2 separate regions of the Homo sapiens genome follow, and region 1 is linked to region 2. A link is a loop called in an ENCODE intact Hi-C map of the cell type or tissue named here. Cell type or tissue: endothelial cell of umbilical vein. All regions are shown on one strand. Each heading gives the region's core, and the rest is flanking DNA. Links, peaks and the distances in the headings are about the cores only. Region 1 has its middle 13 kb from the start of GIRGL. Region 2 overlaps ABCB5 (ATP binding cassette subfamily B member 5).

Evidence for each region. Peaks named below come from ENCODE experiments on the same cell type or tissue, not always from the same donor. Only the 100,000 strongest peaks of a DNase experiment are listed, where the experiment ranks them.
Region 1: a loop joins it to region 2, with 10 times the contacts of the local background. A loop is called at or near these places in 1 of 110 quality-filtered maps.

Annotation. Positions count from the first base shown.
Region 1 is chr7:20,228,309-20,232,711 of GRCh38, forward strand. No RefSeq gene overlaps it. Among named protein-coding and RNA genes, the nearest start is that of GIRGL, 13 kb to the left of the region's middle. In endothelial cell of umbilical vein, for the core only: no CTCF peak of the experiment used is centred there; a DNase peak (open chromatin) is centred at 2,033; H3K27ac peaks cover 2,071 bases.
Region 2 is chr7:20,640,170-20,644,572 of GRCh38, forward strand. It overlaps ABCB5 (ATP binding cassette subfamily B member 5), which reads left to right. Exons shown (of 28, transcript NM_001163941.2): 6 at 3,015-3,206; 7 at 3,292-3,463. Among named protein-coding and RNA genes, the nearest start is that of ABCB5, 27 kb to the left of the region's middle. RefSeq lists an enhancer at 1,316-2,515. In endothelial cell of umbilical vein, for the core only: no CTCF peak of the experiment used is centred there; a DNase peak (open chromatin) is centred at 2,252.

The DNA.
Region 1 (4,403 bases), core at 308-4,307, 410 kb before region 2:
AGCTGAAGAGAGATTCTTATCTTTGAAAGGTTACTTAGAATTTCTTAAGATTCAGAGTACCTTTATTTTTGTAATTTCACACAATATATATTTATTCATATGTGGAGGAGAAAAAAGGAATACCTTCCACTTGCCCATCACAAGGATTATGGCTGACACTCCTATAATAAAAGACAAATTAGTAGGAGCCTTCAGAAATGAAGACCAAAAGACCCACAGAAAAACATGTATTTTTTTGTGCCAGGGTTTGATGAAGAATGTACAGTGGTATACAAATATGTTTGAACAGAAAGGCCTGTTTGTTCAGATTCTTCTTGACCTCTCTGTATAGCATCTCCTTCCTCCTAAGTCTGGGATAGAACCCCTCTGGAATGAAGGTCTTAAGACCTACTTTCAGGCCAGGTAGGTCCAAGAATTCCTTCATGACTATGTTCACACAGAAAAGCAGGGGAAGGTCAGAAAGAAAGTGACCTTTCTAGAGTTTATGGTTTGCTTTAGGGAGAGGAATTCAAGTTTCTATGACCTACTTTGGGGATAATGGAAAGAGGGTAAACAAAGAAGGTCAGGGAGGCATTGCTTCAGAGGCTCTCCCATTCTCCTTCAGTTTGAATTACTCAGCAGGCCAAGGCACCATACTCCAGAGTATCTTGTTCTAAGCCCTGACACATGCAACATACAACAATGTATGAAGCACTACAACAAAATGGCACTCAAAGGAGTCAGATGAGTCTTCTTAGTGGATGAACTGGGCTCTTAATCCAGTGTTCTTTCTACCATAGCATGATAATATTTAATATCAGTCTTCTTTCTGGAATCATCAATGTGCCAATACACTGGAAACCATGATGCTGCATATTTTTAAATAAATGTTTTGTATAAGTGGTTAAAAGAAACCATGTAGTAAACGGGGGAAAAAAAGTGATTTCATAAGGTTTGTGTGCATCAGAAACACTTTAGGGGAATGCTTTAGGATTCCAAAGAAGAAATTCAACCGAGAAAAGTCCCTTTTATTTTCACTGGTGGGTAGATGAAAGTAAAAGTTTTGAAATATAAAAGAGCTCTGGGACTCATTTGGATACACGTGTTTGTATTGCCAAAAGGTAAACCACATAATGCAGAAGAAGATTTCTGGCCAATTTAAGAGCCTTACAGGGATAGTTTGTGGCCCTACCACACGATTTCTTTTTATATTAATGCTGCTGATACTGATTTGTCTGTTGATCTCTCTCCTGGAAGATATTCCCAATATCACTGAGGCTGTAGAAGTATCAGAAATACTACTTTGAAAAGTGATTTCCAAATAATCTTTCTATACATAATCCCTTTCAGAGGGACTGGGGATGGAGAATTGACAGATCACTGCATTAACTTAAGAAGAGTTGTGCTATTTTTAAACAATTAAAAACTGTAGAGAATATGACTATCGTCTCACACAAAAGTCAGAAACGTCTGCACTAATGCTGTCATGGGATTGTTGCAGGAGAATGACAATGAGAGCCTTCTCAGAATAATGAATGCCCCACTGAGGAACAGGGTGTTTCCTCTCTGTACTGACATCCATCCTTCCTCTCCCAACTGAACAGCGGTCCCATTACTTTGATTCAGATTGTCCTAGAAAGAAAACTCCTCTTATGTAAGTAAACAGAACTAATCAATCATTAGAAACTGGTGACTTCCATTAACATTGTATTTCCATGCCCCTAAATGTTAAGGAGGCGTTCATAGGCTAGTCTAAGAACCTAACCACTATTTTAAAAATTGTCTCTCTGGGAAATTTCCTTCCTCTTTTCCTCTTCTCCCCCCAAAAATGACTCATACACAGAGTTGATAAGAATTTTTAAAAGCATATGTGATTTAAGTCATAAAATAATATGAATAGTAACAGTAAAGTTTGAGTGCTTTGAACATCTAGGCAGTATTTCAATTCTTCAAGTGTTTGTGAAATTTTTCTGTTGCTATAGTTAAAAAACAAAAACAAAAATGGAAACGGGAATCCAAGAACCTGGATTCATACTCCCGCTCTTTCACTTCCTAAGCTATGTGACCTTGACCCAAGACAATCTGAGTCACTTTCCTCAGCTGGAAAAGGATCTAATTTCTGTTACATCACATCTCATGGTTGTAAGGCAGTACAGAGCAATGAAAGAGCATGGACTTCAAAATGAGACAAACGTGGATTTAGATTTTACTTCCACCACCTACCAAGTTATTGAATTTATCTGAATCTCAATTTCTTCTCCTTCTGAATTTGGAGGAGGATTCAAAATAATATGTGCCTAGTAACTGCTGAGCTAATAAATATGTGCAATGATTATAAGAGATGTGGATGGTGCTTGAAAACTGTTAAGTGCTAGTTAGCTAATATAACCATCTAAGTATCATATTGTTGAATATAAGAATATGTACAACCATTATGCAATTTAGATCACAACTTGAAACCACAGTGTATACTGAACTTGATGCTTGCTGATTATCTATCTTTCTGACTAGAATGACTAAATACAGGCTATGTAAAATTAGGAGCTTTGTCTATCTTGATAATTATTTTATTCCCAGTCCCTAAAACAGTGCCTGGCACACAAGCAGCCCTTGATAATACCCTAATATTGATGTAGAATCTATGTGTCATGCATCTCATTTTCATAACAACTCTGTGATCTAGGTACTATTTATTATTAGGCCCTATTTACAGGTAAGAAAACTGTGGCATGGACCAATCTCACAGGGAATAAAAGGCAGAGGCAAGATTTGAACCCTGTCTGGTTTCAGAGTCAATTCTCAAATGCCGCACTTCACTAGAGATAAATATTTGTTGAATAAATGACTGAGTTTCCATCTTCATCCACAATTGTTTGGTGATATCTAAACCATAATAACATTAAGGATACAGTATTAATTAAATCATTTTATGAAAAAGGATGGCCATTTTCTTTCATCTCCATACAAAGTTATCCAGAAAACTTCTTGGAGCAATAAAGGGAAAATGGTCCTATTTTCTGAGCACACTGAAGGCCAGATTACACAGGGCAGTGAGGTGTAAAAGAGTTGTCCACTATGTCTTAGTAGGCTTTGGGTGAAATGATCTGGAGTCTTCTTTCCCTTAATTTAATCTCATAGAGTACATTTATTTTCCTGCAAACTGTGGAGGGAGGACACACGTTCAATGGAGAAGTCTGGCAGTCGGAGCTCTCCCTCCCCAGTAACAGACCCTAAGGAGGCTGCTAGGGCTAATGCTTATTGTAGGAAGTAAAATTTTCATTTCCTATATCACATTCTGGTTGCTTACCTTTGTATTTTTTATCTTCTCTACTCAGATCTAAGTATTTTCTAGGCTTGATATTATTTACCTTCAAAGTAAGCTCATGTGAGAGAAAAGCTGTAAAATAGCTTGTATAACCTTGCAGAACGCAAACTTCCTGAGCCTCAATTCCCTTAATAACACTCTATCCTTTCCAAGTATAGTTTTGTTGTACATCAGTATGAAATAATGCATTAAGAACTATAAATTGCTATACAAATGTGAAAAATATCGTTACATTCTCACAGGGTTAAGGAGGTTAAATGGCACATGGTTAAAGGCTGGAGCACTGACATAGCATTCCAACCTGGCTCATCACTCATGTGATCTACGTCCTTAGTGTGCCTCAGTTCCCTCATCTCAAAAGAACTGGTAATAATAAAACCTATCATCAGGATTTTGCAAGGATTAAGAGAGTTGACACATGTAAAGCCCCTACAGCAGTGTACGGCAGGTGATAATGTCTTCATAAATATTAGCTATTATTATTTCTAAAAATTGGACCACATTTTACTGGAATATAAACATATTTGAGGTTTTCTTTCCTTCCTAATAAATCTTTATATTCCAAAAACACTTTTAGGTCTATTTCTCCACTGTCTTGCCTTGTTCATTTATTCCTGAATATGAATGTCTTTTATACTTATAAATAATTCCTACTAGTCCCAATTTTGCATAATCAGGAAGGATCCTAAAAGTCTCAAGCACATAATAATTTGTCATTTTCTGAAGGCTATATCTGACTCCTGTGTTCTATAAGGTACCCAGATGTTCAAGTTAGAGTGAACTAATAAGTTTACATCTCAGTCCAGTTGTTTGTAATCTCTACTGCTCATTGCATGAGTAGTCATCCTTATTCAAGCTTATTAGAGCTTCCCATTATCTTTTATGCACGTTTTCAGGGATAGATGGTTGGACTTCATGATGAATTTGTATTTATAAATTTCATTATTCTACAATGTCTTGAAATCCTTTGAGTAGTCTATCCAAAAGGTAGCAACATTCTTTAGTTTTGGATCTGTGTTTCCAAATATTTTTTAGTAATTTTTACCTAGATGTTCATTGGAGAAATTAACTACATTATTATAAAATTAGCTTCTTCCTC
Region 2 (4,403 bases), core at 232-4,231:
TCCCTCTTACTAGAAAATACAGTAAATTATTTATGATAGTTAATGTTCTATTAAAGTTTCTGTGAAAATTGAATTATCAAATTCTGAAGATTACTCTTAGGAGAAATACAGTGTTAGGATCCTGTGAACCTCTGGTGACAAACTTTTCGTCAACCAAATAATACACAACCTCACTTTATGTGTGCTTTTTTTTAAAGACACCTTATTTAATGTGTGTTGGTGATTCTTTAACATTGAACTCATGGTCAACAGCACTATATCTCACTCCTGAATGAAACTTATCTGACACACCTGTTTTCTAGATAGGGCACGTCACAGCCTTCTTGCACTAAGGAGCGCTAGCCATCAGTTCAGTGTGATGCTTGGGAATCATTACAAATAGCAAAATCATCAACAAAAAGCACAAAAATGAGAAAAACTTGGCACTAAATAAACCACGAAAATAACACTTGCTTACAGTACAAGAGCTGAAACAAGAAGGCAGAGTACGTGTGCATCAGGCAAACCAAATTTTTGGCCACTCTGTGCATGTCCATAAATAACCATGAAAACACCACAAGTATTGACTTGGGACTTAGAAAAAAAACTTTAGCAAGGAAGCAGATTTGCAAATACAGGATTTTCAAATAATGAGCATCAATTGTATTTTCCTCTCCCGTGTTGCTTGGTACTTCACTCTCCTGGATTTCCAACTACCTCACTGGCCTCTTGGCAGATTCTTTCTCTTCATCCCAAGCAACATCTTTGCAGAGTCACTAACAGTCCTTGGCCCTCTTCTCTTCTTTTCCTATACTTAATTCTTCCTCTTCCTGGGTGTTCTCAGCCAGTCCCTTTGTTTTAATTACCACCTGCCTATAAGTTACTGCTTTCAAATCCACATCCCCAGCCTAGACCCCCTCTCTCGTGCTTCCATTTCTCATTTTCAGCTTCTTACTTGATCTCCATTTCGAGGTTTAACAGGCATTTCTGACTTCACAAGTCTAAATGTGAACTCTATGTCCTGCAAATCTTGTCTTTGTCCCAGTCTCTCACATCTATAAGTGATACCCTCATCACCAGCTGCTCAACTCAAAACCTAAGAAGTTATTCTTGATTTCTCTCTTTCCTACATTCCTCATATCCAATACATTGGCATTTTTTTCAGGAAGAATCTATTAAACAAAGATTATTTTATTATTGCAAAACACACACACACACACACACACACAAACTATAAAACACTAGTGTGCACCTGTAGTCCCAGCGTTATGTACCATCAGTGCCAGCTACTCAGGAGGCTGAGGCAGGAGGATTCCTTAAGCCTAGGAGTTTGAGGACAGCCTGGGCAACATACCCAGATCCCGTCTTTTTAAAAAAGCAAATAAACTATAAAGCACTAAGAAATCTAAATATCCATGCTAGAGCAAACAGGTGGCAATTGAACATCCTGGGTCTATAGTATGCTTGAGGGAGACTGTGACTGATTAGATCCCCACAGTAGAGAGAACATCTTCATAGGCAAACGGGGGCTTACCTGTAACAGCTGTTCAAGTTCTCTCTTCTCAGCAAGAATCATGAAAGGTACTTAATTCAAGGTGGGTGTACAGTCTGATGCTCTTCAGGCAGGTCAAATTCTCATAATCTAGAGGACTGAATGGAAAGTACTTTTCTTTTTCAAGATAGGTGTCATTGGAGGCAGGAATGGAGCTTTTTGCTTTGACAGTCTTCCCCGTCATGTGTCTAGCAGAGAAAGTTGGTTGTTCTTGTTCAGGGCGTCCATTAGTCTGGCAGTTTTTGTTTCCAAAATACACCTAAAATCTATCTGCTTCTTTTCATGTAGGCCGCCATGATCCTCCTCCAGGCCCCCATTCTTCTCACCTTGGCCAGGGCGATAGGTTCTTAACAGAACTTCCTGCTTCCATTATTTCTGCTTTCATCCGTTCTCCACAGAGAAGCTGGAGTGGTCTTTTAAAAAGTTGAACAGATAATGCCATCCCATGCTCAGATCTTCCAAAGATCTTCTGCTTCTCCTGGAATAAAACATGAACAGTGCACTGTAAAAACCCTAGAATATGCCAAATTCTCCAGCCTCATTATTTCTTACCACTTTGGACTTCTTTTGTTTCTGGAATGTGCTAAACAACTTTTTTCTGACTCAGTCTCTCCTGGGAGAAATATTTTTCCTCTCCCTGGAATGCACTTCCTGCTCTTTTTATGGCTGGCTTAATTTCACGTTTTGGATCCCAGCTATAATATCACTTCCTCACAGAAACTTTTCTTGACCACTCTATTTATCTGCACTAGCTCTCCCAACCCATGTTTACTCACCAGTTATTCTGTGGCCTATCCCCCGTTTACTTCCTTCCTAGAAAAACCTATTTTTTTTTCTCCTTGTGTATTGTCTGCCTCCTGCCAGAATTGGAGGACTTATTATCTTGCTCATGGCTGTGTCTCTAGACCCTCACACATAGTGGGCACTCAGTATACATTTATTAAATAATTACATTTCTTATCTGATCTCCTCCTGTATAATATTTGGATTGTTTTCAGCTTTTCTATATTGTTACAAATGCTGCAAAGACCAGTTATATAGATGAATCTTTGTATATATTACCTTAGGGTGAATTCCTTAAGTTGAATTTGGGGCTGACTATGTATAGTTTTTAAGCTTTTTATCAAATGCTTTTGACTGCTATCATTATTTTTTTACCCTCCAGTTCCACCTACAATTACCTTGATTGACTCAATGGAACTTTTTCATATGAAAGTATTAAAAATACTGAAAGAAGATATAAGTAGCAAGAATGTTTTAAAATACTAATTTCTGATAATAATGTAAAAGATACACTCTATGTTTTACCAGGAAACCTAGATCATTATATTCAATGCACTTCACTCTCATGGCATGTTATTTTTAGTTCTTTTTCTAGTTCTAGCATAAATTTCCTCAATCAAATACTGTGATCGATTTTTTATGTGTGTAACAAGATAAAAATGTTGTGCTTCAGTCTCACATTCTAATACTCTTTCTTCAGGTTGACCCTGTATTATGTTGGAATAGGTGTTGCTGCCTTGATTTTTGGTTACATACAGATTTCCTTGTGGATTATAACTGCAGCACGACAGACCAAGAGGATTCGAAAACAGTTTTTTCATTCAGTTTTGGCACAGGACATCGGCTGGTTTGATAGCTGTGACATCGGTGAACTTAACACTCGCATGACAGAGTAAGAGGATGATATTGTAGTACGTTAGCTTTGTTTTCATATGTGACATGTAAATGACCTAACTACATTTATTTGCTTGTTTCAGTGACATTGACAAAATCAGTGATGGTATTGGAGATAAGATTGCTCTGTTGTTTCAAAACATGTCTACTTTTTCGATTGGCCTGGCAGTTGGTTTGGTGAAGGGCTGGAAACTCACCCTAGTGACTCTATCCACGTCTCCTCTTATAATGGCTTCAGCGGCAGCATGTTCTAGGGTAAGTGAGATGGCTAATGCAATATTGAATGGAAGCAGCAGTGTGGACTAAATGACTCACTGAGTTTGTTCAAAAATGGCTTTTCTATTCACTTGCCATGTCCCAAACTACAAAGGGATATTATACACCACAAATACTTTTGATTTTGTTCACCATTAATCCCCTTTCTATCTTCAAGTTATTTGGCTAAGATGAAATGTTTTTAATAGCTTACTAACATTGAAAACATTTCTCTTCATTTAGCAGTCTAACACAACTTCAAGTGGTAGCATGGATAAAGTATGATGTCCTTATACATGTGATGTTTAGTTGTTGCTGTTGGGACAGACTTGTTTGCTCTAAATTCACAGATCAACATGGTACGATTCATTTCACTGGGTAGAATGGAATAAGAAAATCCTAAAACAATAAACATCTTTTTATATCATCCTCTTAAAGTTTATGTATATATGTAAAGTTTTTTTTTTTTTTGAGGCAAGGTCTCACTGTGTCACACAGGCTGGAGTGCAGTGGTGCAAACATGGTTCACTGCAGCCTCAACTTCCCAGGCTCAAGTCATCCTCCCATCTCAGATCCCAAGTAGCTGGGACTACAGGCAACCACGCCCAGCTAACTTTTGTATTTTTTGTAGAGACAGATTTTCACCATGTTGCCCAGGCTGATCTCGAATTCTTGGGCTGAAGCTATCCGCCCACCTCGGCCCCACAAACTGCTGGGATTGCAGGCCAGTGAGCCACCGCACCCAGCCAAGTTTATACTTCAGTAAGGCTTTCAATTACATTTCAGATTTCTGCTAATATCTATTTTTATGTACTACACAAATATGTTTCAGTTTTTTAAACAAATTATGTACTCGCATTCTAAATTACATTTTTAGCACTGTTTTGCTGTAAGTATAACACAAAATTGTAATCTTATCTACAGCCTGGTTTTGAAACCG